Regions from separate parts of the Homo sapiens genome. Here region 1 is linked to region 2. A link is a loop called in an ENCODE intact Hi-C map of the cell type or tissue named here. Cell type or tissue: CD4-positive, alpha-beta T cell. All regions are shown on one strand. Each heading gives the region's core, and the rest is flanking DNA. Links, peaks and the distances in the headings are about the cores only.

Evidence for each region. A loop is a pair of places that touch in the nucleus more often than their neighbours do. Peaks named below come from ENCODE experiments on the same cell type or tissue, not always from the same donor. Only the 100,000 strongest peaks of a DNase experiment are listed, where the experiment ranks them.
Region 1: it touches region 2 in a loop (5-fold over the local background); 4 of 110 quality-filtered maps call a loop at or near these places.

Annotation. Positions count from the first base shown.
Region 1 is chr5:8,455,101-8,460,704 of GRCh38, reverse strand. LINC02226 (long intergenic non-protein coding RNA 2226) reads left to right here and starts at 3,141. Exons shown (of 6, transcript NR_039984.1): 1 at 3,141-3,256. It overlaps MIR4458HG (MIR4458 host gene), which reads right to left and starts at 3,018. Exons shown (of 2, transcript NR_039989.1): 1 at 2,939-3,018; 2 at 1-772. It also overlaps the pseudogene LOC100419318. RefSeq lists silencers at 2,689-2,748, 2,759-2,808 and an enhancer at 3,329-3,428. In CD4-positive, alpha-beta T cell, for the core only: no CTCF peak of the experiment used is centred there; a DNase peak (open chromatin) is centred at 3,054; H3K4me3 peaks cover 1,792 bases.
Region 2 is chr5:7,853,740-7,859,343 of GRCh38, reverse strand. It overlaps FASTKD3 (FAST kinase domains 3), which reads left to right. Exons shown (of 7, transcript NM_024091.4): 7 at 1-185. It also overlaps a transcript of MTRR not described here. Among named protein-coding and RNA genes, the nearest start is that of CFAP90, 5.4 kb to the right of the region's middle. In CD4-positive, alpha-beta T cell, for the core only: a CTCF peak has its summit at 2,262 (motif pointing right); a DNase peak (open chromatin) is centred at 2,293.

The DNA.
Region 1 (5,604 bases), core at 134-5,133, 600 kb before region 2:
TTGGAAGCGAATATTAACAAATATCAGAATGAAATTACAAAATATACATCTCCAGCCTCATAAAACATGAATTTTATAAGCACTTTCATAAACATAAGAAAAATAGCTTTGACAATAACTATTTGAAAACATTATTATTAATAATCTTGTATACTGTACATGTGCACTTAAATGTAATAGCACCAACATTCATTATATTATGAAGGGGATACTTTATAAGAATTATAAATTATTTTTACATGATTAAATAATTTTGGCAGAGTAAGTCCGCAGGACTTAAATAACCAGTCAGCCTTAGTATCTACATCTGGACCAGGAAGCCTTTGTGTTACAGACACAGATTCCCTGTGAAGTTCTCCAGGGTGTAAAGAAGGCCCCAGGGAGGTGCCGACGGGATGTGAGGGCTGCCTTTCAGCTCAGGCGAGCCTGCAAGCAACAGGGCAGTTTGGGAAGGGTCACAGGCACAGGAAGGGAGCAGTGGGCAACCATTGATTACATCAAACCAGGATGGTTTCTTCTTTTTAAAGAAACTTTTGTTGAGTGTTTACCCACCCCCATCCACACAAATATGCTCTCTAGGAAATGTGAAAGTATAAGCTTCAGAAAAATGTTTTTCTCATCCTTTAATTTCTGGTTTTATGATCAAATGTTCCGAAGACACTGCTTCTTTTTGCTCAAAATAGTTGACATTGTCATTGCTTCTAGTTTTTCAGCTCCTACTATGCTTACTATGTCCATGGGTGCCATTGACGTCTTTGGCTATTTATCATCTCTAGAAAAGAAAAAAAAACATTAAAATTTTAGGATGTAGGATTCACAATAAATCTCTTACCAAATCCTCCTTAAATCCCTAAACTCTCTACCTGGCTCTGACTCCAGGATCACCCTTTCAGTTCTTTCCATGTTTTTCTTCGGAAAATGTAGTTTCCTAACCTTTCTACCCACCCTTCTCGTCTACTCTTAGGTCTGCAGCCACAGTGATAGTTCTAAGTTGCAAACCTGATCATGTCCTTCCAGTACTTAGTCTTTCAAAAATCTTCCTACTTCCCGCAGAGTGAAGCCTGAACTCTTTAATAGGCATCTAAGGACTTGGACCCGGATCCTGTTAACCTGTTAATTCATCTTTGCCTCTAACTCCCTCCCTTCATCTTTCAAGGCACAGCGCAGGACTTAACTCATTGTGAAAGTACTAAGCCTTGATGTATCTTTAGGAAAAACACACGTATACACACACACGCATGCAAAGAGAGGAAGCATAGCTTAGTGGTTAACCTACATAGACTGCAACTTGCTTAAATAATCCAGTATTTATCTATGTTTTAATAAAATTGTTTTAATAAAAATATATGAAATTCATCTATCTTTTCTCTGGAATGCTTTTGCCTGTTCAAAGATTATACAATGCTCCCGTATGTTACAGAGGAAGCCGTCCCTTCATTTATAAAAGACAGTTAACACATAGCACAAAAACTCTAGAGTAGGATGGATCCGCAACTACTGTACTGGAAATATGCTAAATTAGGGTTCTGATTAGAGTTAATGGAATTAACTTGGGTGAGAGAAAATACTCACCATTAATCTAGGGGTAACAGAGGAGTTAAACTCCAATTCAGAAACAGAGCAGTTCAAAATCAGAATCTAGAGTCAGCCTACATGGGCTTGATCTGGGAATGTGCCCTTTATTAGACGTGTAACCTTGGGCTGCTGCTTGACTGAATAGGTCTTCGATTCCTCATGGAATGAATATAATAAGATCTGATGAATGCAATTAGACAGTGCCTGAAACAGTAGTCTTAAGTAGGTATTTTTGTTGTCCCACTTTTTGAGAAACAAAACCAAAGTCAATTCAATTAAAACTGCAGGTTTCTTGATTTCATCCTAATACTTTGCAAATTAATCACAGAACCCAAGTGAAATTGCCTAGACTCTCAAAGAGTTCGAAAAACATTTCTAATACACTCAAAATTTTCCTAGTTGACGTTCACAGATTATCAAGAGTAAAGCACCTTCATACAGTTTTGATCCTCACACTGTCTAAATCTGAGGAGCTGTCAGGAAAGACATGTAAGGAGAGATCTAAGCTAAAACTCAAACCACACATGAGGCTTTTCAACTGTGACCAACTTGTAGTTAAAATTCAGTTTATGCTTTTCTGTCCACCTAAGAGCAAATTAAACCTTTAAGAAAGCAAAGGATAAAATCATTGTTAGCTCAAGCATTAAAAAAGAAAATAACTGAATATATCTTCTTCAACTCTCCACCCCTAGGGATGAGAACTGCACCTGGCAAACAAGAGGACATTCAACACGTAGTAGCTGTTAAAATGAGTAACTCCCCAAAAGCACTATTAGAAGGCGATATAGTTATTATGACCAAGTTCTGCGGAAACATGGTGTTGAAAACCTTACTGAAGCTAACAATGTGCGTCACCTTCCAGGAGCCACACACACATCCTGAGGGCTTCCCAGATCAACCCCTCATCCCCGCGACAGAGCCACAATCCAGCACCACCTTCCCAGGACTCTCAGCTGAGGCCCCAGCCCCCGCAGGCCCAGGGACGACGCGGCGGGCAGGGCACATGCCTGCGTCGGGCCAGGTGGAAGCTCGGAACGACCACAGGCCCCCGGGGCGCGCCCCTCCCCGTCACGCGCCCCGTTTCCCACGTCCACGCATGCGGTTTCCCCAGGCCTGGAAAGCGTCTAGAGCCAAAGAGCCCAGGGGCTTGCCCGCGCAGAGGCCGACGTGGGGCCCAGGGACGCGCTCCCGGGGTCCTCCCCGCCGAGCCCGCAGCCAGCACCCGGAGCGATCCCCCGAGCCCGAGGGGCGTGGGAACCACGCGCGCAAGCCGGCTGCCCTTCCAGTCCCGGGACGCTTCCCCATCAGGCCAGTGCTAGGCGGGCGGTCGGGACCCGGGGATCGCAGCCTCCGGAGCGCTCACCTGGGTGGCGCAGGCCAAGGACGCCCATGGACAGCGCGACCTCCTCCCATTCCACACACGCGCCCACGACCAAAGTGCGCATGCTCGACACCTGGGACCAATAGGAATCTCGGTCCGAGGGTAGCTGGGGCCAATCACAGCGCGTCTGGCGTGTGGGCGGTGTCTCCTCGTGTTACGCGTGCGCGGAGGGGCTGCGCTACCCGGTCTTGGGTTTTTCATCGGGGAGTGGGAGTGGACTGAAGGCTTGGCCGCTCCGCCTCACTGAGCCGGCTCAGCCAGCGCAGCTGTTCCTGGAACGCCAGTCCCTTAGGATGGGAGGTACTTTCATCTCGAAGAGGGCCGTGGCGTCTGGAGCTTCCCTCCCTTCTGTCCTGCTGAGTCATCCCCGCGTCGCCTGCGAGGCCGCGAGGCGTTTAGGTCTGGGCAGGCCGCCTTTTCCCCATCACGAGATCCTGTTATTTTACTGTTTCATTCTTTTTCTCACTTTCCTATTTGTTAAGCCAAACTTTTTCCTTCCATAGACGTGACCCCTTAGAAGGCTACCCATGCCTCGACATATCTGACATTTGACGTTTTACTCAAATAATTTGCCAAAGTCTATTGCCTTTTTTAACTTCTATTTTCTAAAGCTAGTTTGATACTAATCAACACAGTTTTTTCAACAAGCATGTAAGTGTGCATATTCTAGACATGCGCGGCCTGAGTTTAACCCATCTGCTACTAATTTGTGTTGTCTCGGAATATTATCTAATCCCGTGCTTCAGTTCTCATATATAAACTGAAACTTTATAGATTCACTGGTGGCCTGTAAGCCTGGCCTGTAAGCCTTAAGTTGAAACATGGAGCATATCAGAACTGTGCCTGGCACGTGGTGAAATGTTCAAAAGTTAGTATTGTTATTAGGTGCTGGGCACTTTTCTAGGCTTTGGGATATAGAGATCAATGTCCCTGATGTCCTGGTGTTTATAATTTATTGTGGACACTTTGCTATTTTTTTGGATACAGATCTTTATTTTCATAAACATGGATAATTTTCATTGAGTGCAGTGTGATCTCAATTGATACTTTTGTAGTATTTCATCATTATGCTTATATTCTTTTTAAAATTTAGGTACTGTTGAGGGAAAGTGAGAATGACATGATTTTGATAACATGGTAGAACCTTTTTCATTCATCTGGTGTTGCCACACTGGGGCTCTGGGTGCTTTATGAATCATGTTCACAAGTCATACTTGTGTCTGTCCATGGTTCTTTTCACTACAGCCACCATAGTTCAGGGTGAGATTTTTCACACCGACTGTAAAGATTTATCTGTGGAAAATGGTAATGAGCTTGCCTGGTTGATGTCCTGTTGTTTTCCCAAGTACATACTTGGAAGAGAGTGAACAGAAGACTAAAACGTGGGTCAACAGATGTTTTGCAGTGAGCTAAAAAATAATTGACTTCACTAGAACAACTGCTTGATATTCTACAGCAGTTTTGCAGGTTTCTGAAGTGGAAGAAGCAGATAGTGATGGAATGCTGCTAAAAGAAATATAAGAGAATAATAACACCCTTGGTGCTTGTTAATTTCATTTTGAATTTTTTTTTTTTAAGTTGTCAGTTACATGTTTGGTGACTGCTTTGAAAGTTCTGATTCTGTTGCATGTGGATCCACAAGGTAGCTTAGGAAGCCTGATGGCAGAATACAAATTGTCTTAAAAGAGTTCATAGGTATTCACAATCTTTGTATTGAAGAAAGTATGATGAAACTCCCCAGGTCCAGTTAGGGCAGCACTGGGAATGCAAGGTGAGAAATTGGAAGAATTTACCACACACAAAAAAATGATGTGTCTGTATTAGTCCATTCTTGTATTGCTATAAAGAAATACCTGAGACTGGGTAGTTTATAAAGAAAAGAGGTTTAATTGGCTCACAGTTCTGCAGGCTGTACAAGCATGCTGCTGGCATCTGTTAGACTTCCAGGGGAAGCCTCAGGGAGCTTTTATTCATGGTGGAAGGCCAGCAGGAGGAAGAGAGAAAAGTGGTGGGGAGGTGCCACAATTTACAGCAACCAGATCTTGCAGGAACTTAGTATCAGGAAGTCAGCACCAAGCCTGAGGGATCTGCCTCCACGACCCAAACACCTCCCACCAGCCCCCGCCTCCAACACTGGGGATTAAAATTCAGCATGAGATTTGGTGGGGACATATATTCAAAACGTATCAGTGTCATTTTATGAAATATTCTGGGCTAAAACAGTGGATCTACAAGCAACTTTTAAAAAGAAGATAATTAACATCTCTCAGTTGACAGTTTCTAACTTGAATCCTAAATAGGCCAAGTGTGCAGCAAGCTTGTGGTTTTTGATCAGACACTACCTGTGAGCTCTCTTTTTCTTAGTTCTAATAAGGAAATAGATACTAAGTCTTAGAAATTTTTAAATACTTTGGGCACAATAACATTTTTTTAAACAAAGACCTAGAGCAACATGTTGCTGGACTTTCTGAGCAAAGAAAGTCAAGTGATATAGAAAACTGACTCCTGGGCCAGGGGTGGTGTCTCACGCCTGTAATCCCAGCACTTTGGCAGGCCGAGGTGGGCAGATCACGACATCAGGAGTTCAAGACTAGCCTGGCCAATGTGGTGAAACCCATCTCTACTAAAAATACAAAAATTAGCCGGGC
Region 2 (5,604 bases), core at 183-5,182:
CAGAATATGTTCTAGACTGGTGATCTGAAAGCATCTGTAGTTTTCCTTATACTATGTATACATTTATTGTGGTAAAATTTAAAATTAATTTTAATTTAATACTAGTGTCATAGATACTTTTTGTACATCAAACAATTGATCATGTGCTGTAAAGGAATTCAATGAATAAATGTTATTTTTAAGTATTTTGTCATAGTTATCTGCTAAATGAAAATATTTTGCTCTTTAGAGACCTTTTGTTTTCTAACAGATGGAGGAAATTTTTTCTCTTTGTGTGCTGTGAGTGGAAGTGAGATTTACCGTAAGGAAAAGGAGCAATGAGAAATAGAGTACAGTGCTTTGGATATAAATATTATAGAATTATGCAGAAACAATCTTCTGGTTAATGAGATATATTAGTATGGAAACTTTTTTTTAATAAATATTTAGAGAAATGGAAAAGCAATTTAGGTAGGTTTTTTGGGGAGCTGTTTGATTGGAGGGAGGATCTTCTAAATTATAAATCAAGAATGAATTAAATTGTCATTAGTTCATTGCAGAGCCTTCATTGCCTCATCACAGTCAGGTTACAGTTTCAAGGAGAAGAGGACAAGAGAGCCGACTGGAGTAGCAGAGTGTATTTTTTGAAGGAGGGAGGAGGGATACAATTGAACCTGTAACAGGTTGAGATGATAATTACATAAAGCACTTAGAAAAGTGCCTTGCACAGAGTAAGCACACAGTGCAAGTTAGCTGGTGTTAGTCTGAACGTCTACCCCATCATGGTTTTTACTTCACTTTAGCTTTTTGGGTCTATTTACTTATCTTTAGAACAGGAAATGGAAACTAGATGAGCTAAGATCATTTTTTGTCTCCAATTACAAAGAAAGAGAGAGGCAATGGAAGCAAATTGAGATTGAGCAGGAGATAAGCACGGTAGATTCTGATGTATCCGGGTACCCAGCTGACCTTGCCGCTCATTTGGGACCTGGCTTGGAAGGATTCTCACAGCTCTCTGAAATCTGGGTAATTAGATGATTTACACTTTTTCACAGCTCTTAGATGACTTAAAACAGGCATTCCTGACACTGAGCCTAAGATCTGTTCCAGATCATATCAGGCCTCAGAAACCCCTTTCACACCTCCTTGCAGCTAATATCCAGTCCTGTGTCTTTTTCTGCCTTTTTAGTGAACTCAGGTTCCCTCCCTGGCCTCTGGTCCACCCTCACTGTGCTGTACACCTCTTCCTATGACTCAGCTAATTTTTGGTGCGAAACTCAACCCAGCAATGTGGTGTGAGGTTAAAAGCATTCAGTTTAAGGAGCAGAAAGGGACTTAACCAATTAAACAGCCACACGAAGAGGTAATGACGGTCTGTTATAAATGCTATGAAGAAAAATACAGCACGAGCGTTCTTCACCTGTGCTGTTGATGTAAGTCCATCTCATCCATTGCAAGCTTTTCCCTGTTTGCTCATCAGAATCAGATGCTCCTCCTTCTGCAGTTTTCACTTACAGCCTCTGCTGATCCTGTCTCATTTGGCTCTCCCCTACCCTCTTCACGTACGCATTCAGCAGACAGTTCTGATCACGCTGGGCACACTCAATGCTCCAGCTCTAGGGCCAAATAGGAAAGAGCCCCTGCCCTTGAGGGGCTTGAAACAGGTGAGATTAGTGAGCAGGCGATGGGAGTGGTGAGGCCTCCGGCACCCTGACACACAGTCAAGGCTCTGGGAACACAGAGACCTCATGCCCACCTGGGCAGTGAGAGAGAGCCTCAGAGTGATTTGTAAGCTGAGTTTTAGAAGGAAGAGAGCAGGGTCTAGGGGCGCAATTGTCAATGGCTGGAACACCCAGTGTAAAGCATACAGGGTTGGCCCAGGGAGGGAGGCTAGACCTGCCTCTGGCCCTGTTCAAATTTTAATCCCGAAGTACATGAAAATAATTTAGGCTAATAGAGAGATATAAGGTTGCTGGTGTCACTAACGAGCAAATTTGACAAGCTTTGTCAAATCATAAAGCTAAGTCCTTTTAAACTGAATTCTCATGCTGATGAATTCATTGGTATGTCTATACCTGTACAAACAAAAGTGATCTGAATGTGTCAGTTGCAATTACATATTCAATATGATGGCTCTTGCAACTATATATTTGATAATATTTTTAATAATTGCATAACCTTTCTATATTTGTTTTCAAAAGTAAAGCAAAGCAAGAAAAATGAATGAAAAAAAATTGTTTTACTTGCTAGCACAACCCCTGCAGCAACAGTGATAGTCTTTGGGCCTATCAATAGGGGGCAGCAAAGTTCAGGACTTTGGGCTGCAGCAGTTGAAACTAGAGGATCTCTGGAGGAGAGAGTGGATCCTCTCTGAGTGTGTGTTGTGAGTGTGTGTGTAGATGGCAGGCAGGCAGGAGCTGTGGAAGAGTGTGGTGACAGTTCTGCCTGAACAACACAGGCAGTCTTCTTTACCTTTCCTTGCCTTCCTCTATGTGAGGAATGTGCGTCGCTTGGGTACATGTGGACACTTGAAAGATATTTGATAGAATTCTGGGAAAACGGAAGCAGTCAGTTCCTCCTAAAAAAAAAATAAATAAAATTAAAAAAAAAAAAAAGTATACCTACCAGAAGATGATGTGCGCAAATCCAGAGAGGGGTCTTGGCTCAGTGAGGAACCAGGCAAATTATCCCCTTAGGGCTGCGATCTCCCAAATTGGGAATGTGCCCACCCCCATTTGGAGTCTAAATACTTAGTGTAGATAGTGAAATGAGACACGTCTTGTAAGCTGTTTAGCCCAATTCCTGGAAAATAGTAAATACTCAGTGAACATTGGGTGCAATTATTGTTATTGGTACACGTGTGTTCCTTCATTCTCAGTTAAACTTTATCGTACAGCTCGCGGTGAAGGGTCATGTAAGGAATGGTCTGTAAGAAGGAACATGGCTAACTTGCTGGTCAGGACTTCTAGGGGTGCCACTGTGAGCCTTTGACAACTGCCTTTGTTAATTATCATCAAGGACATAGTGCTAAGAAACTTTGTTCTCTAAAGCCTTTGTTGTTTGAAATCAGAGCAATAAAATGGAACATCTAACTGTTGTCTATATGAGCTGAGCCACATGGGCCAATCTGACCAATGGAGAAGTAGCTTCAATATCCCCCTCAATTGCAGAGCTCTAGACGTGGGAATTTTGCATACAACGTTCCACATTTCTTTTCCCTTTGAGGGACCTGAATCGGCTTCTTAGGTCAGGGTTACTGTTAACTCTTTGGCACACTAACTTGCTGTGCTTGAGTCTCTCCAGCTCAGCTTCATTAAATTTTACCTAAATTCACCCCTCCCCAAATCCTACAACAGCCCTGTCTAGTCCTATGTTTGACTCGATGTCTCTAGGCTCCTGTGGTGTGCAGTCTCCCCTGCTGCACGAGTCAGGAAACCTGCCTTCATGTTGATGTTCTCCCCCTGTTGGGCTCCATCAAAAGAAATTTTGCCTTCATCCAGTACTTGTAATCCCATCCCAGAAAAAGCAAACATCTCCCTCCCACTCCCACAGTCTCCGATACAGAGTGCTCACAGTGTGTGGGTGGAGTTGATATTTTGGGTTCTAATGTTTACAAGAAACAATCTTAATAACCCTACTGTTTTTGCTTGTATTACAGGAAATTTTGAACACACATAAGAATTGAAAGAAAAGTATAAGAATTGAAAGAAAAGCTGGCTCAGTGGCTCATGTTGTATTCCCAGTGCTTTGGGAGGCCACGGCAGGAGGATTACTTGAGGCCAGGAGCTATGATCACGCCACTGCTCTCCAGCCTGAGTGGCAGAGCAAAACCCCATCTCTAAAAAAAAAAGTATAAGTTTGCAAGTTCCTCTATTCAGCATGAAAATTACCATAATTTTCCAATCATGTTTCATCTATTCTTTAACTTTTTCTTTTTTTTTTTTCCACTGGAATGTTTCTAGAGAAATCCAAGCTATCATATTATTTTATCCTAAATACTTCAGTATTCATCTATAATTGATAAGCTTTTTTTCTTTTTTTATCTAATCATTCAGCCATTGTTACAAATAACAAAATTAGTTATTATTCCCTGTCATCATTTAATGTGTAGTCTATATTCTAAATTTCCTGTACTATCTCAAAAATATTTTTTAACTGTTGATGTTTTTGAATCAGGATCCAAAGTCCACGTATGACTTTTAGAGATTCTACCACTGAAGTCTCTTATGTCTCTAACTGCTACTCTTTCTCACGTAGTTTTCATGTCATTAAGTTATTGGAGAAATTAGATCAATTGCCCTGTAGAATGTCCCACACTGTTGATTTGGTGTTGTCTAACTTGTTTCTATATCTATCTGCTGCATTTCCTATTAAACCAAAGGGCAGATCCAGAGACTTGCTTCAATTTGGCTTGAATGCCTTGGGAATGATGCCAGAATATAAAAGCAGGCAGAAGAAGGTGAAAGACTAGACTGGCTTAGCCTCCCAGCCTACCTCTTTCTCCCGTGCTAGATGCTTCCTGCCCTTGAACATCAAACTCCAAGTTCTTCAGCTCTGGGACTCAGACTGGCCTCCTTGCTCCTCAGCTTGCAGGTGGCCGATTGTAGGACTGATATGGTTTGGCTCTACGTCCCGACCCAAATCTCCATAATTCTCATGTGTTGTGGGAGAGACCCGGAGGGAGATAGCTTGAATCATGGGGGTGGTTCCCCCATATTCTCGTGGTAGGGAATAAGTCTCATGAGATCTGATAGTTTTATCAGGGGTTTCCGCTTTTGCATCTTCCTCATTTTCTCTTGCCGCCACCATGTAAGGAGTGCCTTTCATCTCCTGCCATGATTCTGAGGCCTCCCTAGCCATGTGGAACTCTAAGTCCAATTAAACCTCTTTTCATCCCAGTCTTGGGTATGTCTTTATCAGCAGAGTGAAAACGAACTAATACAGGGAACTTGTGATCACGTGAGTTAATACTCCTTAATAAACTCCCATATAAAAAAATATATATAATATATATCTTTACATAGATATATATATACATCCTATTAGTTCTGTCCCTTGAGGGAACCCTCACTAATACACTATGTTTAACCCAGCCCCAGTGTGTGTCCTTACTCTATTAATTTGCCTCCTTTGAGAGGAGGGTTTTTATGCTTCTTTCATCCTCCCCTTCTCCGGCACAGAACTTTTGAGTACGAGTACAGACATGAGGAGCCTAAATGTATGACTCTGTGACCTTGTATTCCACTCATGTACCTGGGAATATATAATAAGATCATATAGGAAAATACTTTTTTAAAAAGAGTATTTTTAAAAAAGGAACTAAAGCCTCTTAATAATCAAAATTGCCAAAGTCTGCCTTGCCCATGGTTTCATCTGTCTCTGGTAACCTGCCCTGCATCCTCAGGGCCTCACATCTCATTCCACCCTCATCTCTGGTGGACCATTCCGTGGGGCTATGACTCACCTCATGAAAGAAGCATCTCACCTCCAGTACATGCCCCTGTCTTTTGCTGTCAGCCCTAGGGCTCCTCGGACACCAAGGAGGCAAGACACTCCAGGGGAGACTGTGAGGCCCTGGGGCAGTGGTCGTACAAGTTCAGGAGTCAACAACTGAAGGAGCGAGCC